Linked DNA regions of Homo sapiens: all the other regions are linked to region 2. Evidence: chromatin loops called from intact Hi-C (ENCODE). Cell type or tissue: PC-9. All regions are shown on one strand. Region 1 overlaps LOC124901750 (a long non-coding RNA gene). Region 2 holds the start of LINC03060 (long intergenic non-protein coding RNA 3060). Region 3 holds the start of AKR1B15 (aldo-keto reductase family 1 member B15). Region 4 overlaps CALD1 (caldesmon 1). Region 5 has its middle 13 kb from the start of AKR1B10. Region 6 overlaps AKR1B10 (aldo-keto reductase family 1 member B10). Region 7 has its middle 40 kb from the start of BPGM.

What was found. A loop is a pair of places that touch in the nucleus more often than their neighbours do. Peaks named below come from ENCODE experiments on the same cell type or tissue, not always from the same donor. Only the 100,000 strongest peaks of a DNase experiment are listed, where the experiment ranks them.
Region 1: it touches region 2 in a loop (6-fold over the local background); 2 of 110 quality-filtered maps call a loop at or near these places.
Region 3: it touches region 2 in a loop (9-fold over the local background); 54 of 110 quality-filtered maps call a loop at or near these places.
Region 4: it touches region 2 in a loop (14-fold over the local background); 24 of 110 quality-filtered maps call a loop at or near these places.
Region 5: a loop joins it to region 2, with 14 times the contacts of the local background. A loop is called at or near these places in 97 of 110 quality-filtered maps.
Region 6: it touches region 2 in a loop (7-fold over the local background); 52 of 110 quality-filtered maps call a loop at or near these places.
Region 7: it touches region 2 in a loop (12-fold over the local background); 96 of 110 quality-filtered maps call a loop at or near these places.

What each region holds. Positions count from the first base shown.
Region 1 is chr7:134,684,559-134,688,558 of GRCh38, reverse strand. The region is part of intron 1 of LOC124901750 (a long non-coding RNA gene); the gene reads left to right. Among named protein-coding and RNA genes, the nearest start is that of BPGM, 40 kb to the right of the region's middle. In PC-9, a CTCF peak has its summit at 1,533 (motif pointing left); a DNase peak (open chromatin) is centred at 3,138.
Region 2 is chr7:134,430,448-134,434,447 of GRCh38, reverse strand. LINC03060 (long intergenic non-protein coding RNA 3060) reads left to right here and starts at 2,028. Exons shown (of 3, transcript NR_183392.1): 1 at 2,028-2,134. In PC-9, CTCF peaks have their summits at 1,427 and 1,631 (motif pointing left); DNase peaks (open chromatin) are centred at 1,597 and 1,937; H3K4me3 peaks cover 1,905 bases; H3K27ac peaks cover 1,894 bases.
Region 3 is chr7:134,545,902-134,549,901 of GRCh38, reverse strand. AKR1B15 (aldo-keto reductase family 1 member B15) reads right to left here and starts at 792. Exons shown (of 12, transcript NM_001080538.3): 1 at 653-792. It overlaps LOC105375520 (a long non-coding RNA gene), which reads left to right. Exons shown (of 3, transcript XR_928005.3): 3 at 1-2,545. RefSeq lists an enhancer at 722-781. In PC-9, CTCF peaks have their summits at 2,149 and 2,366 (motif pointing right); DNase peaks (open chromatin) are centred at 341, 841 and 2,151; H3K4me3 peaks cover 1,675 bases; H3K27ac peaks cover 3,078 bases.
Region 4 is chr7:134,952,888-134,956,887 of GRCh38, reverse strand. The region is part of intron 9 of CALD1 (caldesmon 1); the gene reads right to left. Among named protein-coding and RNA genes, the nearest start is that of AGBL3, 32 kb to the left of the region's middle. In PC-9, CTCF peaks have their summits at 2,285 and 2,487 (motif pointing right); no DNase peak of the experiment used is centred here.
Region 5 is chr7:134,512,542-134,516,541 of GRCh38, reverse strand. No RefSeq gene overlaps it. Among named protein-coding and RNA genes, the nearest start is that of AKR1B10, 13 kb to the left of the region's middle. In PC-9, CTCF peaks have their summits at 1,573, 1,774, 2,970 and 3,171 (motif pointing right); DNase peaks (open chromatin) are centred at 511, 1,781 and 3,181; H3K4me3 peaks cover 1,246 bases; H3K27ac peaks cover 3,537 bases.
Region 6 is chr7:134,530,184-134,534,183 of GRCh38, reverse strand. It overlaps AKR1B10 (aldo-keto reductase family 1 member B10), which reads right to left. Exons shown (of 10, transcript NM_020299.5): 2 at 3,374-3,541; 3 at 2,160-2,276; 4 at 1,103-1,180. Among named protein-coding and RNA genes, the nearest start is that of AKR1B10, 4.6 kb to the right of the region's middle. In PC-9, no CTCF peak of the experiment used is centred here; DNase peaks (open chromatin) are centred at 653 and 1,823; H3K4me3 peaks cover 4,000 bases; H3K27ac peaks cover 4,000 bases.
Region 7 is chr7:134,604,579-134,608,578 of GRCh38, reverse strand. No RefSeq gene overlaps it. Among named protein-coding and RNA genes, the nearest start is that of BPGM, 40 kb to the left of the region's middle. In PC-9, CTCF peaks have their summits at 1,864 and 2,064 (motif pointing right); a DNase peak (open chromatin) is centred at 2,388; H3K27ac peaks cover 1,981 bases.

The DNA of each region.
Region 1 (4,000 bases), 250 kb before region 2:
AAAATAGTTCTTAGGATGGGAACATTAGGGAATCTTTCCCACTTATTTTCAAGATGTTTATATGGTTATATTTAACTCTATAATTACAGGTTAAAAACAGGTTGCAACTCCATAAGTAACCTGTTTCTGTACCATTATAGCAGCTGCCTATGGAGAAGGGCTCGGTGCTGACAGGCTACTTAGCCTCACCTGCCTTCCTGTCCGGCAGTGGTAGGATTTCCACCTCTGCTTCCATGTATTGGCATGGTAGGAAGACAGCCGCAGAGAACAGACAGGTCAGATCAAATGCCAGCCAGGAGAAATATTTTAGGCCAGGCACAGTGGTTTACACCTGTAATCCCAGCACTTTGGGAGGCCGAGGCGGGTGGATCACCTGAGGTCAGGAGTTCGAGACCAGCCTGGCCGACATGGTGAAACCCTGTCTCTACTAAAAATACAAAAAATTAGCTGGGCATGGTGGTGCGTGCCTGTAACCCCAGTTACTTGGGAGGCTGAGGCAGGAGAATCACTTGAACCTGGGAGGTGGAGGGTGCCGTTACCTGAGATCGTGCCATTGTGCCATTGCACTCCAGTCTGGGCGACAAGTGTGAAACTCTGTCTCCAAAAGAAAAAAAAAAATAGGAAGAAAAAAAGAAAACAAAAACCCAGCTGCGAGAAATATTTTAAAGAACAAATCTAAAACAGTGGGCAGTTTGGCCCCCCAAGTGGATAATTCTAGGGAATTCTGGAGTTTAAGTTTGCATGACTTTGGCTGGCACCCAGACTTAAATCCATTCAGTTCTCCTGCCAGTGAAGCGAACAGACAAGTGAACAAGCCAGATCCAGCAAGAGTCGATCACAGGGCTCCACAGGAGACTGTTACGAACCCTGAAAGATGAGCAGATATTAGGCAGGCAATGAAAAGAGGGCAAGGTGGGGTGGGTGATGGAGGGTAGTTCAAGGCCAAGGGGACAGCGGGTGCAAAGGCAGAGCCTAGGAGGGGTGCTGGACCTCTGAAGGTCTGAAGAATTACCCTGACGACTGTCTGGAGAGGACTAGAGGAGAGTAAAAGCGGAAGCAAGGGGATCAGCTAGAAGGCTGCTGAAATGTTGAAAGAGAAAAGATGAGGGCTTAACTCAAGGCAGAACAGTGGGGATGGAGAGGGGATGAATTTGCAAGGTAAGAGGTGACGGAATCAGCAGGACTTCATAACCATCAGAAGAAGAAAAGTCAAGGGTGATTGTCAAGATGCTGGCTAGACATCTGGGTGCACTGGTGGGACCAACATTGCCAAACAAGTGTCTAGAAACAAACGAGTACTTGGTATTCATTCGTATTTTAGATGGAAAACTGCCTGCCCCTTTCCCATATTCTGATCCATGGACATCTATGATGTTTATATTTACATTTTATGGTTACATAGGGTAAACTCTATAGTTAATAATCAGGGAAAGAAGTCGCACCGAGGAAGGAATTCCAAGCCTCTTTAGAAACAATCTTTTGTCATAAATATCCAGAGGCATTTATGAATAAATACTGACCCCCAGTGTCTACGTACAGAAACAAAGATTTTAAAAACGATATAAAATACCAAGACTCCTGGGAGAGTACCTGGAATTCCAGCTACAAGTAACATTCCCTGCAATCCAATCCCAGGATCCTAGCAGGCATCCTCAGAGATAAAAATACTGACTAGCTAACCTATGGCCAGCGGCCTTAGGTCTGGAGAATTCTAATGAGTATTCTACAGAATGAGTGTCGGGATGGATTACATAGCCTCAATTGTGTTGCAGAGCTATGTGTTGGCCTTTGCCCCTCTGCTTCAGAGGTTACATATGTCAAGGTCTAGGTTCAATTACTCCTAAGAGTCTTCCCACTAAGGGTAGATTTTATGCAATTAATCTGACTAATACAAACTCCAGCTCTGTCTGATTCCCCATCCAGTTCAACACGACATCCAGAGAATTTTCCTCTCAGGCAGATACAAAGCAGTGTGGTTGGGCAGACATTCCCTCTTCAATACTGTGTGGTTAGGGTTAAGTTCACGAGAATTTTTTTTTTTTTTTTTTTTTTGTGATGGAGTTTCACTCTGTTGCCCAGACAGGAGTTCAGTGGCGTGATCTTGGCTCACTGCAACCTCCATCTCCCGGGTTCAAGTGATTCTCCTGCCTCAGCCTCCTGAGTAGCTGGGATTACAGGCACGTGCCACCACGCCCAGCTAATTTTTGTATTTTTAGTAGAGACAGGGTCTCACCATGTTGGTCAGGCTAGTCTTGAACTCTTGACCTCGTGATCCAGAAAGGAATTCCATTACTATTGGTTAACTGCAAGGTGATGGCAGTCATAATCGTGTTTCAGATTTGTTGTTTCAGCACACAAGCTCATTGCTGGTCTGATGCAAGCTGTAGCCTCAAAGATAATAGAAATAAAATAAGTATACAATTTGTTTCTTGACAAGATAATACAGACTTAAGAAGTCTTTCTCTTGGGCCAGGTGTGGTGGCTCATGCCTGTAATCCCAGCACTTTGGGAGGCTGAGGCGGGCGAATCACTTGAGGTCAGGAGTTTGAGACCAGCCTGGTCAACATGGTGAAACTCCATCTCTAATAAAAATACAAAGATTAGCCAAGCATGGTGGCGGGCACCTGTAATCCCAGCTACTCGGGAGGCTGAGGCACAAGAATTGCTTGAACCTGGGGGGGCAGAGGTCGCAGTGAACCAAGATCACACCATTGCACTCCAGCCTGGGCGACAAAGCAAGACCCTGTCTCAAAAGACAGAAAAAAAAAAGAAGAAAAGAAGAAGGCTTTCTCTTATCTTTCTCTTACTTAACAAAGACTGAGGTTTCAAGAATAAAAAGTCAAAAAAACCAGGCACCTCACTCTGAATAAGACATGTTTTAATGACTATACTAAACACAACATTGTTAAACTTACCAATTTTTTCCTCTGTCACTTTATTTTTTCTAGTTTTTTAAAAAAATTTCAAACCTACAGAAATGCTGAGATGATAGTAGAATAATACAACATTACAAATCATTTCCTCAATTCATCAGCTATGACATTTACTGTACAGTCATGTGCCTCAGTCATGTGCTGTTTTGGTCAACAGCGGACTGCATATACGATGTAAGATTATAATGGGGCTGAAAAATTCCTGTTGTGCAGTGACTTATAGCCATCCTAAGGTCCTAGCATGAGCCATTACTCATGTGTTTGTGGTGATGCTGGTGTAAACAAACCTACTGCACTGCCAGTCATACAAAAGTATAGCACATACAAGGATGTACAGTATGTAATACCTGAAAATGATAATAAATGATAGTGTTTTTTGTATTTACTATACTATACTTTTTCTTATCGTTTTAGAATATACTCCTTCTATTTATTAAAAATATTAGTTAACTGTAAGACAGCCTCAGGCAAATCCTTCAGGTAGTATTCTAGAAGAAGGCATTGTTAACATGGGAGATGACAGCTCCATGCATGTTAGTGCCCCTGAAGACCCTCCAGTGGGACAAGATGTGGAGGCGGAAGACAGTGACACTGATGATCCTGATCCTGTGTAGGCCTGGGCTAATGTGGTATTTGTGTCTTAGCTTTTAACAAGAAAGTTTAAAAGGTAAAAAATAAAAAATTTTATAGGAAGAAGCTTATAGCTGGGCGTGGTAGCTCACACCTGTAATCCCAGCACTTTGGGAGGCCAAGGCGGGCGGATCACTTGAGTCCATGAGTTCGAGACCAGCCTGGGCAACATGGTGAAACCCCGTCTCTACTAAAAATACAAAAGATTAGCCAGGCATGGTGTGGTGCGCCTGTAATTCCAGTTACTCGGGAGCTGAGGCAGGAGGGTCACTTGAACCCAGGAGGTAGAGGCTGCAGTGAGCCAAGATCGCACTACTGCACTTCCAGCCTGGGAGAAACAGCGAAACTCCGTCTCAAAAAAAAAAAAAAAAAAAAGAAAGAAAGAAACTTATAATGACATAAAGAAAATATTTTCATATGGTTAAATAAGGTTTCTG
Region 2 (4,000 bases):
ACGATTTCATTTGTGAAAAGGGTTCTGATTCTTTAAAAAACTTTAAGAAAACTTAAAATCCATTCCATGGAAAACCAAGTGGGATCTCTTGAACTCTCTCTGTCCATTTCCCAGATTTTAGTACCATTCAATAAGTATTCTTGGAGTCCTAGTTAAATGCCTAGTGTTGTGGCACATGCTAAGGGACATATAAAAAGAGATTATTTGGCTGGGCGCGGTGGCTCATGCCTGTAATCTCAGCATTTTGGGAGGACAAGGAGGGCAGATCACCTGAGGTCAGGAGTTTGAAACCAGCCTGGCCAACATGGTGAAGCCTAGTCTCTATTAAAAACACAAAATTAGCCAGGAGTGGTGGTGGGCACTTGTAATCCCAGCCACTCGGGAGGCTGAGGCAGGAGAATTGCTTGAACTCGGAAGGCGGAGATTGCCGTGAGCCAAGATTGCACCATTGCACTCCAGCCTGGGAGACAAGACTTTGTCTCAAAAATAAATAAATCAATGAAGTTGTTCTATTCCCCAAGGTGCAGATTTGCAAATTAGTCATGGGGTAGCTTCTTGGAAGAGGGTAGCATTTTCCCTTAGAAACAGCTTTATATATGATGTTTCATGTACGATGTTCCTACCATCCTATTTAGTTGCATCTTATTTCTTGGATGTCCCTGCAGAAGGGTTGCAAAAGGATAGTACGATAAGATCTTGGTCCTTACAACTTGTTATTTTTCTGCCACGAAAGTAGAGGAGATTTCTTTCTATGTGTGTATGGGTAGCTCTAGGTGAAAAACTTTGCATAATTTTCTGTACAGGGAGAAATACGGCAATAATTTCTTCTTCTTCTTCCTCTTTTTTTTTTTTTTTTTTTTTTGAGACAGGGTCTTGCTCTGTCACCCAGACTTGAGTGCAGTGATGCGATCATGGCTCACTGCAGCCTCAACTTCCCCAGCTCAAGCAATCCTCCCAGTAAGCTTCCCAAGTAGCTGGGACTACAAGTGTGCACAACCATACCTGGCTTTTTTTTTTCTTAATGTAGAGTCTCACAATGTGGCCCAGGCTGGGCAATAATTTCTTCATGGTGGGGTGAGGGAGGACAGAACAGGCCATTCTAGGTTAGATGTTTCTAAGTTGGGCACAGCATGTGTAAAGCCTGTTCGTTCCTGGGACTGTGTGGAGGGCAGATGATATTCCTACCAAAAAGAAAGCAGGTGAAAAGTTAGATAACATGAAGAGTTGAAGGAAGTACGTAGCTCCAACTACTGTGTGGTAGAATTCTTCCCTGACCCCAGCACCTGCCCTCTCGATGTATGTGATTCAAATGCTGCTTGGCTAGAATGGGATATACACCAGCTGGTCTCTGCCGGGTCCCTGGCCTGCCTTCCTCACCAGAACATCCCTGACAGTGCCTAGGCAGTCTGGGTGCGCTTGGTCCTACAGCAAGGACCGGTAGGCTTCCGAGCACCATGGCCAAGCAAAGGGGGCGAAGGAAGCCTCGGTCATCGAGTTCAGCCTGTGTGAGCAAAAGGAAGTCCCCATCCACACTCGCCACTCCCCGTCCTTAGCCTCCTGAGCTTATAGTGTGGTGTATGCTTCCCCCTTCTGGCCACAAATGGTCAACAATGATTTTTGGTAATCCCTGGTGGGAGGCCCTGCTTACTGCTGGGAAGTGGACCTTCCTAGTAACAGCGACGACAATGATACTGTTGCCAGAGCTATTGATGGAAGTGGTACAATCCAATAGGTGCAGTAAAAAGCCCTTTACATACACTGTCTCATTTAATCCTCAAAGCCAGGGGTCCCCAACTCCCGGGGCCACAGACCGGTACCAGTCCATGGCCTGTTAGGAACGGGGCCGCACAGCAGGAGGCGTGCGATGGGCGAGCGAGCAGAGCTTCATCTGTTTTTACAGCCACTCCCCTCTCGCATTACCGCCTGAGCTCCGCTTCCTGTCGGGTCAGCAGCGGCATTAGCGTCTCATAGGAGCATGAACCCTACTGTGAACTGCGCATGCGAGGGATCTAGGCTGCGCGCTCCTTATGAGAATCTAACGCCTGATGACCTATCACTGTCTCCCATCACTCCCAGATGGGACCGTCTAGTTGCAGGAAAACAAGCTCAGGGCTCCCACTGATTCTACATTATGGTGAGTTGTATAATTATCTCATTATGTATTAAAATGTAATAATAATATCCCGAAACCACCTCCCCACCGCCAGGTCTGTGGAAAAATTGTTTTCCACAAAACCAGTTCCCGGTGCCAAAAATGTTGGAGACTGCTGCTCAAAGCAATTTTGTAAGGGATGTATTATTATCCCCACTAAACAGAAGACAAACTAAGACACAGCAGTTAAATGACTTGTGCAAAATACGTGCTGATAAACGCAGCAGGGCGGGGGTTCACGCCTAGGTGTGTCAGGCTTCAAAGTCCGCGCTCTGGGCCACTGTGAACATTCCCGTTTCTGACGGGCTGTATTCTGGGTGGGGTATCCTCTGTCAACAGAGACATCTGTCAGACCATTCCTGCCCTTTTACTTCCATCAGTCCACATTCTGGCATCTTCCGTGTCATTTTTCCTCTTCACTTCTTGTGCTCCTCGGCAGATCTATGACCATCCCAGCCTCTTTCTTTTCTTCCTGATCTTTGGGCAATTCGCCTCCCTCCTGCTTGCTTCAAACATTCACTCTTGTGCAGCAGTTCTTTTCTTATTTATTTATTTTTTGAGATAGAGTCTCACTCTGTCGCCCAGCCTGGAGTGCAGTGGCGCTATATCGGCTCACTGCCACCTCCGCTTCCCAGGTTCAAGCGATTCTCTTGCCTCAGCCTTCTGAGTAGCTGGGATTATAGGCACCTGCCACCACACCCGGCTAATTTTTGTATTTTTAGTAGAGATGGGGTTTCGCCATGTTGGCCAGGCTGGTCTTGAACTCCTGACCTCAAGCCATCTGCCCGCCTTGGCCTCCCAAAGTGCTGGGATTACAGGTGTGAGCCACCGTGCATGGCCCATGCAGCAGTTCTTAAACTGGCACCCACAAGAGGTCTGGATTGAATCCGAGAGGTCTGTGAACATGGACATGGAAAATATTACATTCTATCGTGAATATAGAGAACAGAAGTGGGGCCTGTAACTTTGTCACAAATAGAAAGTCACAGCTCTTGCTATATCCCATTACTGTTACTAGGAATATCTCACGATGTCATCTATGTGCATCACTACTTTGAAATTACCAGAGTTATTAAACCTGTCACTAGACCTGTTATTTAGTCGTTAATAAAAAGCCTATATATTATCATATTACAAATTTGGTTTTTAAAAATATTGTGATAGCAGTCTTTCAAAACTAAAGAATTCCTTGGTAATCTTGTGTGTTTAATTTTATGTACTTAAAAACATTTTTCTTAGAAGGGCTCCAAAAGCTTCCGCAGCTTGCCAAGGGGATCCTGGCATGAAAAATGATGAAAAGAAAACACACTATCCTTGATTTTATGCCAGCTTTGCACCTCCTGACCCAGCCCATATAATGTAACAGTGACCCCCTGTAAGAGGGTTGCACTTCTCCAAATAGGAGGACCACAGGATTTCTCTTCCAAACAGGGACATTTGAGTATAGATAGAGTGATACTAGCATAACAAGAGTAAACTGGAACATATGGCCACCCCTCTCAAATATCAGGTATTCTGGAAACTGAAGAATTAGATAAGAAAATGCCAATGTAATTTACAAGAATCAACATAGAAACACCCTATCTGTAAATATGCTACTGATAAAACTAGATTGTCTCCTAAAATCCAACCAGAAAAAAATAACTAATATGAAATATATCAGCTTCAAATGAAATAATTATAGCATATAATAAAATAACGAATACTAGTGTATCACTTGCTATGGACAGACATTGTCTTACAACAGCCCTCTGAGGTTGGTTCTATTATTGTCCTCACTTTAAAAATGAGGAAAACGTGCCCCAATCACACAGCTAGAAAGAGGCTGAGCTGGTAGCAAATCCAAGC
Region 3 (4,000 bases), 120 kb before region 2:
CTCCTGGGATAGAAAATCTGTACTAAGGACCTTGAAGAAGTCCTTGCCCAGTCATTTTGGGCAGTATCGACGATCCGACATATGAAATTTAGACAGACACTAAACAGGACAATAGGCACTGGGGTATATAAACAAGCATGGCAATTTTTATAGACAGACAAGGGGAGGGGGTCCCGTGATGGGATCAGTCAGATGCCCTCCTGGCTGCTCCCCTTTCGGGGACTTAGGCTCCTCTTGGCATTGGCAGGCTGGTATAAACCCCTGGCTTGGATCGAGCTATGCCTGATGCCGCCCTAAGCCTTATGAGGTCACCACGGAACCACAGGTGAGGGCCTTCTCGAATTCCCTAGCTTTCACCCTGGAGCTACAAACTGGAAATTCAAGCGCAAGCCCTTGAACTCCACATTCACTCACTCACTCACTCACTCAGAGTTTATTACAATTTTTATACCCATTCTAAAACAGAGATCTCCCGGAGACCTGAATGAGAGAGGGAGAAGAGATAGAGAGAGAGAGAGACTAGACTTAACAGAGAATCCTGACAGAAACCAGGACTCTGTCCTCCAGTGTCCTGGAGCATGGACAGAGTCTGAGGGAGGACCTTCGTCAGGGCCGTTTCCCTCCCAGAGAGACAGAGTCAGATCTGACTTACCTTCCCGGGACTAGAGACTGAGGACTCAGGAGTTGAATTTGGCTGGGCGCACCGGCAGTCGATCCGTTCCCCTCCAGAAGACAGTGGCCTGTGGAGCCCTGGAACGTCTTCAGGTGGCCCTGTAAGCCAGCTGTCTGTCTGGGGAAGCCCGGAATGAGTCAGGTCTTCACCCGGTGGCGAATCTCTCTGGGGCTTCCAAATGTCGTAACCGAGCAAGTCATAGAGAGAATGCCACACTCTGAGACTAATTCAGGAGTCCTTTATTGCTGGCGACTGAGAAAGAGCTAGAGCTTGAAATTCTCTCGGTCCGGAAGAAGAGGCTAGAGTTCTTTTTATACCTTGGCCTAAAGAGGGGAGGGGGAGTCTAGCTGAAGCAATTTTTTACAGAAGCAGAACAGGAAAAAATTAAAAGATAAATGGTTACAGAAACAGTTACAGGAAAATAAACAGTTCCAGGTGCAGGGGCTTAAAGTATCCCAAAGTGATAAAAGCAGGGGCTTTGGATACCACCAACCAAGTGTGCTCCCAGGAGCTGCTGGTACAGCTTGCCTCAGTATCTTATCAATAAGCGCATTCTTGGATGTGCTTGGAGTCAGCTTGCACCAGTTATGTCCTTAAGGAGGGGGACAAGGGGCTGCAAGCGAAGAAACCAAGCTAAGACTCTCTCAGCTATTGACTCTCTCGATATTGACTCTCAATTGAGTCTCCCAAGCTATTGACTCTCTCAGCTAAGAAAGAGTCAATCAGGATAAAACAAGATAGGGTATCACAATTTGATCTGCAAGATTATTTCCTGGACTTGTGAAAGGCGAGTCGTTTTGGTGCCCTGGGACATGTACAATAGCTATCTCTTCTGGCAATTGGAGATTGTTGAGGACACGAGCATCAGTTCTCTATGAACTAAATCTTGGCCTCTACTATTGATAAGAGCCCTCTCCATCCAAATTTTCCCAAATGTGTGTGCCTCCCCAGAGGGATACTTAGAGTCAGTATAGATAGATTTTCTTGGTTTTGTAAATGTCCTAAAGCTTGGCTGAGTGCAAACAGTTCACACCCTTGGACAGACCAATTATTAGACCCCCTTCCTGATTTTACTTTTTTAACAGTCTTTCCATTAATCACTGAATACCTATTATGTCTCTTTCTTTTAATCACCTGGGAGGTTCCATCTATGAATAAGTGCCACCCTGTCTTGAAGGGAGTTTTTCCTAAGTCTGGTTGAACTTTCGTATGGTAATTAATTCGATTTAAACACGCGTGCTCTCTCGTTTTACGTTTGGATCCCCCGTTAAAGAGCCTGCTGAATAAAGTGAATTATTAGTACTTAATATTAAATCACCTTTTTCCCAGAAAGATAGCCTCATATTTTAAAATTTTTGAGTTGGTAATCTCCCTCCTTGCGTTTTGATTTAATATAGTTTTAACTTGGTGGGTTGTGGCCTGAAGCGGCTGGGGAGTAACTTGAAACCTCAGCTGAAGGGACAGCACAGGCTGGGGCGTGGCCTGAAACAGCTGGGGAGTAACCTGAAACCACAGCCGGAGGGACCTGAGAGGGGAACCAAAGGGGCAGGATTGGGGGCGCTGAAGGAAGGAAGGTGATTTAGAGGATCCCATGTCTTGGTAGGTATGGGTTGTCTAGGCATGGGAACTCTTTCCTTTTTAGAAAGGTTGGTTTCTGATTTTCTCCCTCCAGAGTCTAAAGGGTAAAGGAGAACTGGTCCCTGCCGCCAGCAGAGGGCGTAATCGATTTTTCCTGGGACACAGGGCTCTTACTGTTAACATATTTGATTAACAGCTGACAAATTCGCTCTTCATTAGACTTAAATTTTGGCCAGAAAAGTGAGGGCTTAAGGATGGGTTCTCGAACTTAAATAAAACAACAATATTCTATCATCTGCTGTTTTTGTTTATACTTGGTTCTCTTATTATTTTTTCAATACTTTAGCATAAGCCCCAAGGGGCTATCAGAAGGAAATTCATCACTCTCTAGACTCTTTAGTTTTCCTGTCTTACTTGAAACGTTCCCCATCTTAGGGATTATGGGGAGGAGGCCCAACCCCTCCTGTGAGATTTCTACCCTCCCCCTTCCTGGAGGCTTACTGAGGCTTTGGGGAAAGGCTCCAACCCAACCTGTTTGGATTTCTACCCTCCCCCTTCCTCTTTGTCTACTCTGTCTGTTCCTGACTCTAGTTGACAGATGGCAGCATGAGGCCATAGAGAAGACTCACTCACTCCACATAACCACCATACTAAGTCCCATTCATACACTGTCAGCCTCCAGCTTATCCCAACCACCTGGGAAATACTTTGTCACCTTCGCCAAGTCTCCTACCTTATTCCATGCACAAGAATTTCCTGGTCCTCTTATTGTTGCGGTCTTGCAAGCTTCTCCTCCCCGCTTTGCTGAGATCCAGACTTATTTGTCACAAAGCGGGGGGGGGGCCCTGATCTCCCTCAACCTAGGGGCACGGTAACTAGACAGTAGGATGCGTCCCCTCCGGGTGGGGTGACCGAAGGCCCCCTTCCCAAAGGAGAAGATTCGAGCCCCAAAGTTGGGCTCCAGAACTGTTAGGAATAACGCTCAAAATCTTAAGGAAATTGAACACTTGAACAAAGGATTCTTAGCAAAGCAATTTTACTTCTGCGCAGAGAGGTGCCTCCTTGTCCAGTCGCCATGAGAGCACACCTGAAAAAGGGGCACGAGAGCCTTTACTCCTGACACAAGTACTGCCCCTGTACCCTTTCTCCATTGGCCAGGGTCAGGTCGTACAATCTAAACTAATCCTGGTTGGCTAAACATTGGATTTTTTTTAGATAAGGTGGGCACGTAAAAAAGGCAGAGAATAAAGGGGAAGGGGTGTCTGTAATGAGCTAAAAAGTTAGTCCTCTTTCCAAATAAGGAAAGGAATGTGAGCAGGTACAGATACCACCTGGTACTGTGGCATGCCTGGGCATGTAACAAAGGAAAAAAGAGAAAAAAGGAGAAAAAGGAAAAAAGGTGGAGGGATTACTATGAATTAAAGAATAAAAGATTGATCAGGTTATCTGAAGAGAAACCTCATCATATCCCACACATCCATCCATCCATCCATCCATCCATCATTCATCCATCCATCCATCCATCCATCCATCCATCATTCATCCATCCCCAATCCATGTATCCTTCCACCCATCCCTCCTTCCATTTGTCTTTCTATCCATCCTTCCTTCTTTCCATGTTTCCAACCATCCATCCATGCCTCCGTCCCTCCACCCATCCATTCGTCCATCCATTGTTCCATCCATTCCATCTATCTATTTATTCACCAGATATTATTGAGGCGGGGAATACAATAATTAACAGAACTC
Region 4 (4,000 bases), 520 kb before region 2:
TCCATGCCACACCCAACTCCAGGCTAGAAATATCCTCTACCACCCATCACCTATCAATACCATGAGCAAATACCTTCTTTGCTTATGACTGCATGTGCCAAAGCACATGCACGCTGAAAAGTTCCATTTTCTTCCCTGTTCAGGACAGTCAAGAAATCTACTGGATTTTAGTTGCCCTAGGCTAGTATGTTTGAGTGGCCCCTTGTCTCAGTGAGTCTTGGTTAATGTGAGAAATTACCATAGACTGGGTGCCTTAAAACAACAAACATTTCTCACAGTTCCGGAGACTGGGAAGTCTAAGATTAGGTTGCCAGCATGGTTGGGGTCTGGTGAGACCTCTCTTCATGGTTTGCAGATGGCCACCTTCCTGCTGTGTCCTCATATAGTGCAGAATAGAGAGGGAGCAAATAAGGTTCTGTGTCTCTTCTTACAAGGGCACTAATCCCATTAAGGGGGCCTCCACCCTCATGACCTAATTGTCTTCCAAAGATCCCACCTCCTAATACCATCATATTGCAGATTAGGATTTCAACATATGAATTTTGAGGGGATACACACAATTCTCCAAGATGTGAGGGGTTCTTTCTGACCCAGACTGGTCTGGGATTCATGAGCAATTAATAAATACCACAGAGTTTTTTTTTTTTGAAAACATGCTTCCTCTCTAATATCAGTTGAATAACAGTTTTATAGATACTAGTAAGAGCATTTCATTCTTTCTGATGATTTCCTACAAAGACAAAAGCAAACTCTTACTTAAAAAACTATGCAAAAAAGTACTATAAGTAGTGCTGACTTTATGGGATATATAAAACATCTGTAAAGTAACTCTTATTTTTCTGATTTTAATTATAAACTTAGAAGTATATTTCTGTAGAAAAAATTCCCAGGTGAGTAAGGTGAAACAGTTTAGAACTATGCAATGCACTGGCACTTTTAATAAATATTACCCATCCGTCCGTCCGTCCATCCATCCATCCATCTATCCATCCATCTATCCTATTTTTATCCCTGCCAGCCTGTCAGCCAAACAATTAGCCAATAAATAATATACTCAGTACCTTCTATATAAAATTGAATACTAATAAATAAAATAGTGCTATTGATCGAACTGTGTCCCCCTAAAATGCATGTGTTGAGGCCCTAACCCCCAATGTGATTGTACTTGGAAATGGGGCCTCTAAGGAAGTAATTAAGGTTAAATGAGATCAGAGCGGTGGAACCCTGATCCTACAGGATTGTTATCCCTACAGGAAGACACACTAGAGAGCTCACTTGCTCTCTTTCCTCCATGTGAAGACACAGTAAGAAGGCAGCCATCTGCAAGCCATGAAGAGGGCTCTCACCAGAAACTGAATCTGCTTGCACCTTGATTTTGGACTTCCAGCCTCCAGGACTGTGAGAAATACATTTCTATTGTTTAATCCATCCAGTCTATGGTATTTTGTTATGGCAACCTAAGCAAGCTAAGATAGACAAGGTCTTTTTCTTTTTCTTTTTTGAGACAGAGTCTCACTCTGTTGCCAGGATGGAGTGCAGTGGTGGAATCTCGGCTCACTGCAATCTCCACCTCCCGGGTTCAAGTGATTCTTCTGCCTCAGCGTCGAGTAGCTGGGACTACAGATGCGCGCCACCATGCCCAGCTAATTTTTGTATTTTCAGTAGAGATGGGATTTCACCATGTTGGCCAGGATGGCCTCGATCTCTTGACCTCATGATTCGCCCACCTTGGACTCCCAAAGTGCTGGGATTACAGGTGTGAACCACTGTGCCTGACTGACAAGGTCTTATTCTTTAAGGAACACAGAATTTAGTAGGGAAGACTAGTAAAGTATATAAAATAAAATATTTAAAAATTAACAGTAGGTACAATATTAAAGAAAAAAATGCTGTGTGTATAAGAAGTAACTATCTGGGGGAGGTGGAGAAGGCTTTTCAGTAGTGTTGATATTTGAGCTGAGATTAGTAGTTTCTGGTTTACATGGTTTCAGAAATGAGTTTATGAAAGTGAGGAAGGAAGTGCATGGCTTAGCCAGGAAAGGGCATTTCTGGCAAAGCAAGCACATGTACAAAGATTTGGAGAGCCACAAGGCACGCAGCGTGGTGAGACTGGGGATAAAGAAAAATTCAGTGTGGTGGGAGGATAGAGGCACTGCAGAAGGGGATAGCGGAGGTGAGAACTGTTCTTTGTCCCACCTGCAGCATCTTTATGACTCAGGGATCATCTTTCTAACCTTGGCCATGGCATTTATTCAAATCACCGAGATTCTCAGATTCCTACTCCTCCTTTTGCTTCTATCATAGCTAACATAGCCTGACTTCATCATTGCATTTCGCACATTTTGTCAGGATGCACTGTCCGTTTACTGATGCACTCCTGCTAGAAAATATCCTAACTTAGTGGCTCTAAACAATTTGTACTGAATTTGTATATTAAATGTTCTGTTTAAGGAATTTAACAAGGGAAATTGGTTCTTCTGAAGACCAAGAGGTGGCAGTATTGTCTCGATAAAACTTGGAATAAAAGCACACCATTCGTTTTAGAAAATTGGTGCTCTCGTTACTCCACACCCTGCCCCAACCAATAAAGGCAATAGAAATTAAAAAATCTTTGAATTTAATTTACTTAAAATCTATTCTTTATTGCATATGAAAATCAGTCACTGCTAACATAATTTAATGATGAAAAACTAGGTACAGACTTTCCCAAACAAGGAATAGAAATCATGAGATATTTTTTAAAAATACAGTAGTTGGTAGTATTTTGATGTCAAATAGCAAATATTTTTCCTCCCATTGGTATTCTACAATGCTAACTTGTGACCACTTATAAAAGTTGCAGGGCCAAGGGTATCAATAGCTATCCCAATTACATTGTAGAATATGAAATTGAGCTTGAAAATCAGAGTCACAGCAAGTTCTTCAAGGCACATACATGGAGGGAAGCATAGACTGTCTGCCCCTGAATATGTGTCTCTCTTACATAGAAATTTAAAATAACCTAGACCTTTTTTATACATCTACTTTAATCAATTGCAGACAAATGCCTCTCCATCAGAGGGAGTAGATAAATGGCTTCCTGGGGGTACTAGATGAAATGGGAAGCCAGCATCTGGCTGAGGGAAAGACCAGAGAAATAGGTACGTTGAGAAATTTGGTAGAGAAGAAATAATTAGAGGAGGGTAGGGTAGGTTGTAGTTTCTCCTGAAAAAAAAAAACAAAAAAAAAAAACCACAGTAGAATTTGGAAGTCTAGATGACTACTATTTTCTTCATGTTACCAAGACTGTTCAAGGAAGGCTTGGGTGGGATTTTAAAGAAGGTAGAAAGAGAGAACATGGTTTTCTTTTTCTTTTCTTTTTTTTTTTTTGAGACGGAGTTTTGCTTTTGTTGCTGCCTCCCAGGTTCAAGCAGTTCTTCTGCCTCAGCCTCTCAAGTAGCTGGGATTACAGGCATGCGCCACTGCGCCCAGCTAACCTCTGCCTCCCAGGTTCAAGTGATTCTCCTGTCTCAGGCTCCTGAGTAGGGATTACAGGCACCTGCCACTTTGCCTGGCTAATTTTTGTATTTTTAGTAGAGACGAGGTTTCACCATGTTGGCCAGGTTGGTTTCAAACTCCTGACCTCAGGTGATACACCTGCCTCAGCCTCCCAACGTGCTGGCATTACAGGTGTGAGCCACCGCACCTGGCCTTGAGAATGGTTTTCACACTGTTAAACGGTTAAAAAAAAATCAAAAGAAGAATAATATTTCATGACATTAGAAAAGCACAATAAAATTACATAAAATTCAAATTTCAGAGTTTATAAATAAAGCTTGCCTACTCCACAAGGCCTTTCTCTACTCATTTTGCTCTGCTCACTTTTGTAATTCTTGAATTGTTTCTTTGAGGCAGTCATTAGAGCCATCAGGGCAGCCACCTTGCTTTGTTCTTTCCCTCATAGGACATAGCATGCATTAAGTATTTCATAAATAATCAGATATTAAATGTATAATCCCTC
Region 5 (4,000 bases), 82 kb before region 2:
ACTCAATGGCAACAATGTGTCTGGTGGCTCAAACAGCATCAGCCCACCCAAAGTAAGAGAGCTTTAGGAAGATTGGAAACTGGGCTAGAAATCGTTGACCAGGCAGAATTCATTTTTAATAAGGAAAGACATGTTGAAGAAAAAGACCTAACATAAATAGAAAAACTAGAAGCATCCTATTTCAGGATGAGGGACAAAGATGACAAGTTACCTGGCATGACAGTACAGGACTGACAATTATAGCAGCTACTAAGATGACATGCCCAAACCTGGAAATGGGAATGAGCCTGCATGCCAGCACAGCTGGGTTATTAGATGTCTTAATTCAAATGGAGTCTGAGATATCCCCAACACAATGACCAGGGCATCTCACAGCAGAATTTCAAGTTACATACTCACAGAAGACTTATAAGCCACCCAGTCAATGAAAATGTTTAATTAGAGAAAGCAACCTACCGACATGTTCTTCCACGGCTTAAGCACCATGACTCAGTGCTGACCATTCTTTTTATAGTGTGACTCATGGTGATTGGACAAATTTGGAAAAGCATTAGAGCGTTTCCCATGGGGAATAGATGGGCCCTGTTGTAGAGCCTCTTTCCTTGGGAAGCAATATTTGTTAAAGCCATATACCCAGAGGAAAGGAGTTTGACTGTGTACTCCAAACATTTTGAATCCTGTGCACTCCAGACATAACAGAGATATAGCCTCAAGTTTATACTCTTATGAGAAATAACACAGGGTGTGGTAGGCAAAATAATGCCCCCCACAAAGATGTTCATGCCCTAATCCCTGGCACCTGTGAATATATTAGGTTACATGGCAAAGGAGAATTAAGGTTGCAGATGGAATTAAGCCTGCCAATCTGCTGACTTTGAGACGAGGGGATTATCCTGGATTATTCTGGTGGGCCCGATGTAATCACATGGGTCCTTATAAAGTGGAGGAGAGAGGCAGAGTTTGACATTGCTGTCAAACTAAGAGTAATTGTTTTGTCGTAAAAAGGCTGACCATGGGTCTAGGGTGGATTGTGCTGTTAGGGTTCATTCTGGCAGGCCTTGAAATCACCTGAACTGTCTAACTGAAATCAGAAATGTAACTCCCAGATGAGATGCATGACTTGCACCTGGCATGGACACGACACATCCCCCCACCCCCCGCCCCGACACACACAGAGAAGTCTGGCACTGGGGCTGATTGTATGGCAAGAATATGTCTGTATGACCAGCAGGGTATAAAAGGCACCAGCTCAGACTCCGTGAGCATCTGAGAATAGATGCACCGAAACTCTTCTTGCTCTCCCATCCCTTAGAAAGTCCTGGGTAGGACCACAGTCATGCCTCCTTCTGTAACAGGAAGAAACCTTCATTTGAGTATACAACAGCAGAGGATGGAGGGAGGTGGTGGAATTGACAGTAGGACAACTAGGTGGCACTTGTCTATTTTCACGATGCGTCTGACGTCTTGAAATATGCAAAGTGATCCTCAGCTGAACTTGAAGGGAAGGTGTTGAAGATTTAAAATTGTTTCAGAGGACAGCAGGCAGTAAAGAACAGACAGCAGAATTGTCCACTTAGATTTTTCCCCACAAATCTATCTATCTATCTATCTATCTATCTATCTATCTATCTATCTATCTACCTACCTATCTATCATCTATCTGTCTATCTATCTATCTATCACTCTCCACCCTCTTTTCCTGGTGGCTACTTGTAGCCACGTTGTTTTTTGCTTTCTTCTTGGCGCTTTTCCCCATAATCAGTCCACACTCCCCCTAGTGGTCTGATGATGAATTTCTACTAACTGGGTTACGTAAAGAAACCTGCTGTATTCAGATCACAGCTGGAGTCCCTCTCTGTTTTAAGACGGAAACTGGAAGGATATTGTTTTATTATTTACAAAGGGGATGGGGGTGGCACTACCCACCATCTCATTTATCCCTATCTTCCATAGTGATCTCTAAAAGAAGACTCCTGGGGCTTAAATTCCCAGTTCTAGGGTCTCTTGGGGGTCACTACCAACATCATCCTTGTCAAACTAGGGCTGGAAAGAACCACGGTTGGGTCTACTCCTACAGAACTTCTATTAAAAATAATTGGTGTAGTCTTCCCTGCTGTCACCTCTTTCTTCTCCTTCTGACCAAAGAAGCTACTTTTGCCAAGCTGACTTACTGGGCAGGAGAGGGTGGTAAAGCTCTGGAGAGTCACCCATCCTGGTCTTGAAGGAGTGTCATCACCATCTCACACAGAGTGAGGCAGCATTGGACATGACCTGGGAATCCCAGGGAGGCAGCATGTGCCAGGACTTAGGTCCTAGTGCCAGCTTTTCTGCTATCAATGTGACCTATTCATTAGCCACTTTGAGCCTCAGTTTCTTCATGTGTAAAAATGATACTGTGGTGGTTCTCAGTAGAGAAAAGGGGTGGCATACTAGAATAATGTGAAATGCTTTTTCCGCCTACATATTATTTATTTTCTCTTTGGCAAAAAAAACCTTCGAAGTATTTCTGAAACACCCAATACTAGATGATTGCAAGTGCCCTAACAGTTCTAACACATCGTTTGAAGATGTGTTAGATATTTGCGTTAGATCCATCCACCCTAGACCCATTACTTGCAATAGAAGCAAGTTCTCGCCACTGTGGTGAAGCTCAGAAAATGTGTGTATCTAAAGGTTTGTTACAAGGCTGGGTATGGTGGCTCACTCCTGTAACGCCAGCACTTCTGGGAGGCCGAGGCAGGCGGATCACTTGAGGTCAGGAGTTCGAGACCAGCCTGGCCAACATGGTGAAACCCCGTCTCTACTAAAAATACAAAAATTAGCTGGGTGTCGTGGCGGGTGCCTGTAATCCCAGCTACTCAGGAAGCTGAGGCAGGGAAAATTGCTTGAACTGGGGAGGCAGAGGTTGCAGTGAGCGAAGATCTCGCCACTGCCCTCCAGCCTGGGCAACAGAGCGATACTCCATGTCAAAACAAAAAAACAAAACAACAACTACAAAAACCAAAATAAAGGTTTGTTACAGAGCAAACCTAGAAGATTGAAGGAGTCAATCTAATCCCTTTCCTGGCCTGGAACTGCCTTGACAATTTCAGGTGTGATCGGGAAACCCCATCCAAAATCAAGCCTGGGGCCGCGGCAGATTGTGTACATGTCAGACTTTAACCAGCAGAGGGTAGCACATACCTATGTCCTGGGCTTTCCAGGAAAGTCACAAAACTTGCCCTGAGAAAATGCTTTCTAGAGAAAGGCAACAAGGTTTAACCAAGTCTACATAGGCATAAAAAATTAAAGTCCATTTAGAACACAATCTGGAACTCAAGCCCAGGTCCAGAGGTGGACCAAGGCAATTTCCCAATGAAGGAAAACTTTGTCTTTGAATCCTCATCATTTCCCATTCCATGTCCCTCTTTGGCTTCTCAAAGTATGTTTAGAGGACTGGCAGCATTGGCATCACCTAGGAGCTTGACAGAAAAGCAGAATTTCGGATCCCACCCCAGACCCTCTGAGTCAGACTCTACATTTTCACAAGATTCCCATGTGATACCTGTTCATGTTGATGTTTGAGAGGCCGCGATGTCAGCACCCCTTCCCTACCTACACATGCTGCCTAGAAACTTACCCTGTTCCCTGTGCCAACCTCACTCCCCACAGGGGAAGATTCCTGCTGATTTCAGCCTTCACAAGAGGGAAGCACTTCGTGTGGCCTTAGGTGGGCAGACCTGAGATTTCTTCTTCAGGTGATTAGGGACCTCATAGTGTGTTTTTTTTTTTAACCACCTGGCTATATTTGTCTTCACATGACAGCTGAGCAAGGGAACATTGGGGTGATACACCGAAAAAAGATTGTTGGGGCTCAGAAAACTGTATCTCAAGTTTAGCACTTTGAAAAAAAGGAAATTGGAAGGCCCTGAAAGCAGGCTCAGAAGCAAGATCTTCTCCTACCCTCCTGTCTCTTGCCCCTCATTCTCCCCTGAAGTGAATCATAGAAACCAGAATTTCC
Region 6 (4,000 bases), 100 kb before region 2:
TGCCACTGCACTCCAGCCTGGGTGACAGAGTGAGAGTGTCTAAGACAATAAAAACAACAAAAAGCTGTGCTTGTGGATTAATGCTTTTGAACAAACAATACACAGAAAAAGCTACATTTCATTGAATCATGTCAATTATAAGCATTTCAGAAAGTTGAAACATAATATATTTTTGCTTGTAAAACACAATACAAACTCGCAACTACATGCACACCTACACAGACAGCTACCAAAATAACACGATTAACTCTTGGAGTCATAAGCCACTGTTCATTTATAACTTATTCCTCCACTTCATTCTCTACTAGCATTTGCAAAAGGGTATAAATAATAAAAAATGACCAGAGAAAATGTTCATCCCTTCATTCATTTTGAATGTGAATGACGTGAAACAGGTCATGGTTAGATCTGAGAAGCAGAGCACTCAGGCTCCCTGATTTCTGGATGTGTCTTCACTGCCTGCCAAGCACCATGCTGATGGCTTTGGTGGTTGGACTTGTGATTCAGATGAGTCTGGGTCTAATCCCAGCTCTGCCACACACATTGTGACAAGACCTGGGCAAGTCATCAAACAATCTAGGTTTCAAATGTCATTATTTATAAATGGGGATGTTAACCCTGTCTCCTAGGGTTAAATGGGCTTTATGACTAATGTTCCTGGCATGTAAACCATCTTAATCTTTATCACACACTGGAAGATATATATTGGTAGTATGTATTATACAACTTCTTTTTAAGAAGAGAAAACTGAGCCCTACATGAGTTACAAAACTGACCCTAGGTTACTCAGCTGCTATGAGCACACCCAGGCCCAAACCTCCTGTTCCAAATGCCTCGCCCTGGTTTGAGAACAGCATGTGTATTCCCCAAAGTGGGGTACATTGTATTTCCAGTCTTATTTGAAGACTATTAGCCTTGAAATATAAATAGTATCAGATGTACCCAAAAGCCAAAGGTGATGAGGAAGATATTAGAAGAGCTAGAAAATCACAATGATGAAATTAGAAAGCATCAGGCACATGGCCTCATTCATATCCATGCGAATCTCATGGATAACTGAAGATTTCTCTCCCAGCACACTTAGAGGAAGCTGGGAACCTACCTCCCAGGCATCCAAGAACGTTGCTTTTCCACCGATGGCATTACCTTTATCATCTTTGGGGAAAAGGTCATCCCCAGACTGTGAACACAGAATGAAAAGTTTACTGGAATCTGCATCAGGACACTTGGTTCTGTTCAACAAGGTTTCAGGATCCTGACTCTTGCTAAATACCACATCTGCATACCACTTTTTCAAGTTCTGGAGTACATACTTTAGGAATGTGAGTTTAATTAAAATCTCTGTATCTACTGTAGCATACTAATATTTTAGAAACGACTGGCTTGACTTTAAGATTTGCTGCTAGTACATTCCAGAAGTTCATTATCACCATGGACATTAACCTCATACACCTAGATCCCATATACAACCAAGGGCAAACTTTCATTTCAATATTACTGGATAAGGATTAGATATCCAAGCTGTGGTTTTCTGGAGAAGATATTGGCCAACTTCTATCCTTGCAGCCTCTAGAAGAGGCGTGGAATTAGGGGTGGCAGGCCATCATCACTCCAGTTGGTCAGGAGGGGAGAGAGCTGGAAATTTGTCTCTCCCACCCCTCAGGAGCAGGTAAGAGCAGAGCCCCAGGCAATGGGTGCCTGGATCACTACTGGCTTCCTTCCAGCATCACCATACTTGGGCTTTTCTCCAAGATGCCACTCCCAGGTGTACTTTGCTTAATAAGATAATTATGCCCTGGAATATAGTTATGCAAGAGTAACCCAAGAGATTTCCTGGGAGGGCAACCCTGGGGCGTGGAATCAAGACAAAGGTGATATGGCAGTTGCAACTTGTCTGGGCTGCCAGAAATCATGTCTTCTCTCAGACATAACTGCAAGAAAACCCAGGCATGTGGCCACCTCAGCAGCACACATGGCCTCAACCTCCCTTCCAGGCCAGTGTGTTTCTTCTCCAAGGTCTCTTCCTGACCACCTGCCATTCCCAATTATGAAATGCAAGGCCTCCTGCCCCAGTCCACACCACCCCACAGCCCTGGTGCAGCTACTATTTTCTGGCACCTGCTCAGAAACTAGAGGCTGAGAAAGAGAGTGTCTTAAACCTTGAATCCCTGTGGCCAGTGAATAAGATAGACGTCCAGATAGCTCAGCTTCAGGTCCTTGAGGGTCTTCTCAAAGGCTTTCCTCACAAGGGGTCTCTCAAAGAAAGTGGGCCACAACTGCAAAGAGTGTAGCAATGAGCTATTAATACTGGGAAAAGGAAGGGCCACATTGTACTCATTGTCCCTGCTTTTTGATTTGCATCCTCATCTAACCCACCACAAGCCATTTGTAACAAAGCTGATTAAGATCCACGACACAGTGTGGAACATCACCAGGGCTCAGCACCTCAATGACATGTCTTAAGTGTTAAAAGCAATTGACTTTTTCAACTGTCCTAGTACTCTATACGTGTCTCAGATCATTGAAGTAAATGTGGCCACAGATTTGAAATTTGTTTACCTGTCTCAGTCTCTTCCTCAGCTGTAGGCTCTCTGAGAGCAGGAATTGTGTGTAGCTTTTAAATGTCAAGCATTCTTAGGCCTTTGGGAGCAGATGGTCCTTTATCTGACCTATCTGATAGGTCCCTTATCAAGCCTATAAGGCCCCAAGTGATAATTTTACAAAGGCTTTATCCAGACTTGGCTGCTACACAGTGAGGTCTATTTGTCCTACCAGATGTATGCATTTTCCAAGTACCTAGAACTAGTGTTATTTTTTTTCAGCAAGTTATGTATAATATAGATCCAGTGATTCTCAGCCCTCTCACACCCAACATCTTCTTCTTTTTTATAACATTGTATCCCTCACCTTTTACTAGAATGAATAAAGAAATTCATATGTGACAATAGAAAAATGCCCCTACCATTTTCTAAAATTCCCCCTGGCTGAGAGTCTCAGGGGCACAGTCACTGAGATCACAGTGCTGAAAGGGAGGCTTCAGATCAAGACCCGCCTGCACCCTTGGCCTCTGATTGCCTCTGGGCAGATGGTAGATCCCTCTGATGGGGAACAGGGAGGCCCAGGGCAGTGCAGGGTTCCATGGAACCAAGCCCACTATGGGAAAACCAACCTACAGGCAGGTGGGGCAGCCACGACATGTTCAAATATCAATAATGGCTTGGAGTATGGATAGTGTTGTATTCACGGATGTTATCAAGGCAGAGATGAAAAGGGGTACATGTAGAAAAGGCTGACAGAGTTCTTGCTGCCAACCCGACCCAGATACTTCTGCCTGCCTTGAAGTGAAGGCCTCCCACCAAATGCACCATTGCACCTTGCTGACGATGAACAGGTCCTCCCGCTTCACAGCCTTCTCTTGGATCTTCTCTTGGATGGCTTCCCCCACTTCATGTTCATTCTGATAGACATAGGCACAGTCAATGTGCCGATATCCTGCATCAATGGCCACCTTCACTGCTTCTTTCACTTTGCCAAGAGGAGACTGAAAGGCAAAAGAAAAGCTCATCACATATGTGTTTTTTTTAAGAGATGGGGCCCTGCCGTGTTGCCCAGGCTGGCCTCACACTCCCAGGTTCAAGCAACCCTCCCACCTCCCGAGTAGCTGGAATTACACCACTCTCAGCAACCATCATATTCTCTTATCCCCAGGCCACCTTCAACAGGCTGCCCCACAAGGCCCAGTTTCTCCAAACCAAGGCCTCACTGGGGTCTCCTTTGCCAGGGGATCTCTGGGAGGATACACACTTTACAAAACTTTTCAAAAGAAAAGAAGGAAAGTGAATTATTTTATGATTATGTCCTTATGTCCTATCCTAGCTAAAAGTCAGTTCCCTTTTCATCCAGGTTAGTCCTGAAATGTCTTCAGGTGTGTGGGGGTGCAGACCGCTCCACTACAACTTTCTGAAGACCCAGATGAAAGCTTGACTCTAAATAACCCCAA
Region 7 (4,000 bases), 170 kb before region 2:
TAGGTTCTATGAATAGTCTGTATGGAATAACTACAAGTGAGAATAATATTTTCAAAGAAGTTGGTAAAATTTCTAATTCAGTATAATCTGAAGTAGAATCTGCTAAGATGTGCTACACGGTGGTAAAAATTTGTGTGAAGCAGACAAAGGGTTACATGGACTCATTTAAAAGCTTGTGAAAAAGTAAGATGTTAAAACCTGTAATCATTCATCAGTAGGTACTTTGCATAACATGTTTGATTCTATCATATGTTATTGAACAGGTCATGTCCAAAATGGACCTTATTCACTTTTGTGGTGTAAACATCTGCAGTTCTATGATTTTTTTGTCAAAAATAGAAGCTGAATATCCTGAATTGCCCTATCAACAAGAATTTAATGGCTTAGCAGTGGTAAAGCTTAATTGTGATTTTTTGGTTTTTGCTCAGGCTGAAACTAAAATTTTTCTAAACAAGAAGAGCTACTCTCAACCACTATTATTCTAGTCTGAATGACTTTGGAAATTTGTTTGCTAAATTTTGCTAATTTTTAGGTGAGACACAATAAGTGTTCTTATTTTTTAAAGCTATGCACTGTCATTGACAGATAAAAGGATATGATGTTTAGGATTTGTTTCAAAATAATCAGGGAAGTAAAAAAGTACAGATGAAATAATATTGTCCGTAAATGATACTAAAGCTGAGTGATATGTACACTACATTCAATACACTATTCCCTCTAACTTTCTATATGTTCAAAATTCCTATAATGAAAAATTAGGAAAAAATCAATATCCATTATTATAGCTGACAAAGAAGGAAGTCATCTTATAGATAGGCTGGCCTACAAAGATGTCCTAAGAATCAAGAGACAACCAGAATAGTCATCAAAGTGTCCATTATGGCAGCCAATCCTTCAGGCAGCTGAGAGCCTGGGAGTCGCTGCAAACTGGCTTGGAGCTAATGAGCCACATGGGAGTTAAATCAGAGTGGGGCAGGGGTGAGGCAAGCAGATGATTTAGGGTGAGAAGAAATAAAGAGTCCACAGAATAAGGAATGAAAAAAAATCTCTAGAAATCCTCTAGCTTGTGGGAATTAACAAAGGAATACTCTGGGTTGGCCAAAGACCCAGCTGACTGAAAACAGTGCAATCAAGAGCCAACTTACCCAGGAAACAGATGTGCAGGAATTCCAAATTTCCTGAAGTAGTATGGGAAAGTAGAGTAACTGACTCCCAAAATTTTTTACAAACTCAGAAAGGAGTGAAAAGAAGGTAGGCTTTGGAGAACTCCTGGATGAACATCTTGCTTACAGAAAGTTCACATGGAGAATCAATGGCAGGAAAGGTAAGAAGGGCACTGCTACATGTGGTGTGCTCATTTCAGACAATGAGCACACAGCAACATCCAGGATATTCTCCTGCCTTAGAAGGAATCACAACAAACTGTAAAATACCAGGAATGAGGAGATTTGTCCAGTGGAGATACGTTGGGGCAGTCACTGAAAGAGTGAAAATAGCTGCCTGGCTTGAGAAAGCCGCCTATTTGAAGCCATTCTCATCTAAAAGTATAGATCAGCAAGTCCAAAGTTATAATCATCACTCCATCCCCTACAATCATCGTGAGTGATTTTTTTCTTCAACACTCAAGTCAATTCCACCAACATTTTGCTGACACTGTATTGGGAAGTGTGGAAGATAAAAAATACGTATTACCGAAACGTGGACCCTAACACAGGGACACTCACCTCTAAGTGGAGAATGTAAATGGCCCTTGCAACAAACTGACCCTGAACTCCTTGACCTTCAACTTTAATCTTCTTCAGTCTTTTTCAGCCACACCCAACCATAGCCACTTCTTTGGTATTATCCTCCCTAGTACTCCTCCATCATCAAGATCTCAAACTCTGAAATTCTTCTAGACTACAAACTATTATTCTTCTGTCTTCCTGGTACCTCATAATTTTTTCTGTTTACCCTCGTCGTGAACTCCAGACCCCTTGAATGCTTCTATTCAAGCCGTCTCTTGGTTTCACTTGCCCCCTTCGTAGCCTAGACACCATAGACATGCGAAGCGACTAAAGACCACTAGGTGGCAGCAGAGCCCCAACTAGACTGTCCCCCAGCTTGGGCACCAAGTCAGATTATTAATATTTATAATGAAAGCCTGAAGTTTGAAGGGGTAAGACAATAGTGGAATTAAACAAACAATAGCAAATAATACAGGGAGGTCAGTCAGCTGGGGCCAAGAAGATCTTAAGCCCCATGCAAGTGTAAACCAGAGAAATGGTGAGACCTCAGCCATTGGGGAGATGACAGGTTACTCTCAGGTTAATTGTCTATAATCATCTCCTATCTGTCTACATGGGTAGCCTTTCCCCTGCTTTGAAACATTTCCTGCTAAACAACCCTTAACGATTTTCTATTTAAAGATCAGTTAATGTCACTAGGCCTCCTGGAATCCTTTGTACTTAGGCAATTCCCAGCACTAGATAAAATCAAACTTCTTGGCCAGGCATGGTGGCTCACGCCTGTAATCCCAGCTCTCAGGGAGACAAGAGGCGGGAGGATAGCTTAAGCCCAGGAGTTCGAGACCTGCCTGGGCAATATAGCGAGACCCTGTTCTCCACAAAAAGGAAACAAGAAAAAAGACAAAAAAAAAATCAACCTTCTTATCTCTCTTTCTCTGGGCAGCCAGGTGCTTGGCAGAAAATTACAAAAGTCTGCACAGTGACTTAATTCTAAATATGTGATATGTAACCTCAGTGGTGACTTCAATGTTCAACTTTCATTCTTCATGAACTTCTTAGGGGATTCCTCATGGAAGTATTCTAAGCCTTCCCCACTCCCTGAAATCCCTTACCACATTTCAGCTTCCCCAACTGCAGCAGTTGAGCTCACATCCTCCTTTATCTGGGGGGCTGAGGTCATCCATCCTGTCCTCTCTGAAGCCCTTCTCTACTGTAGAAAGAGCATAGGAGCTACAGAGTCTTTCCGGGTAGGTGTACCCAGTCGGATGGAGAAGATAGAAATTCCACCCTCTTCAATAGAAAGTAATAAAAATGGATATCCTGTATCTCATCTCTGAATCAACTTACTCCCCCAAAAGATGTTACAAACATTACTAACTGGAGTGTTTTCTAAACCATAGGAAGGAGCCTGAGGTGACGTCTTTTACAAATTTTATCTGGAAAGGCAATGCTTTCAAACTATACTCCAGCAAAATATGCTCCCATCATTAAACTTCAACTGACTTTATCCTATCCCGGTGGCATGTGGTTTGTGTATTCAGTCCTTCATTTGATAAATACTTACTCTAGAGACAAGCCTCATAGCCACTACACATACTGCCAAATACAGAGATGATGGAAGACTTGTATGTCTGATAATGAATATTGAAAGGGAAGAATCATTCATCCAGAATTTATGAGAATCTCCCTCCACAACTATCAAAAGAGGATCTACCCACTGGGCTGCAGGCATATGGCAGTGTGCTCTGTCCTTAGGATCAATCAAGATGGTAAGTGCCTCAGGCTTAAGTTATTTATTATAATCACTCTTCTGATATGCAAATCATTTTCAAAGGTTTTCTGGCTACTGAAAAGATCATATATGACCAGCAGGCAGGTGCACATATGTTTCAGTCGGCTTGATGGATATATCTCTCTGAATAGTTATGTAAGATTCTACTATATTTATCAGTTTTTTAATGACTAGATTATTATGGATCATCCCCGATATTATTCCTGAGTGGACTAACAAAAATACATTTTTAGAAATAATTTTTTAAATGTCAAAAACTGTAGACTGGACCTTGGTCTCAAAATGACCCTACTAAGGTACTGACAGCCTAAAAGATTCAGCTGGAGCCTCCTGTCTTTCTCTTGTTATTTTTTTTTTTTAAGACGGAGTCTAGCTCTGTCGCCCAGGCTGGAGTGCAGTGGTGCGATCTCAGCTCACTGCAACCTCTGCCGCCTGGTTCAAGCAATTCTCCTGCCTCAGCCTCCTGAGTAGCTGGGATTAC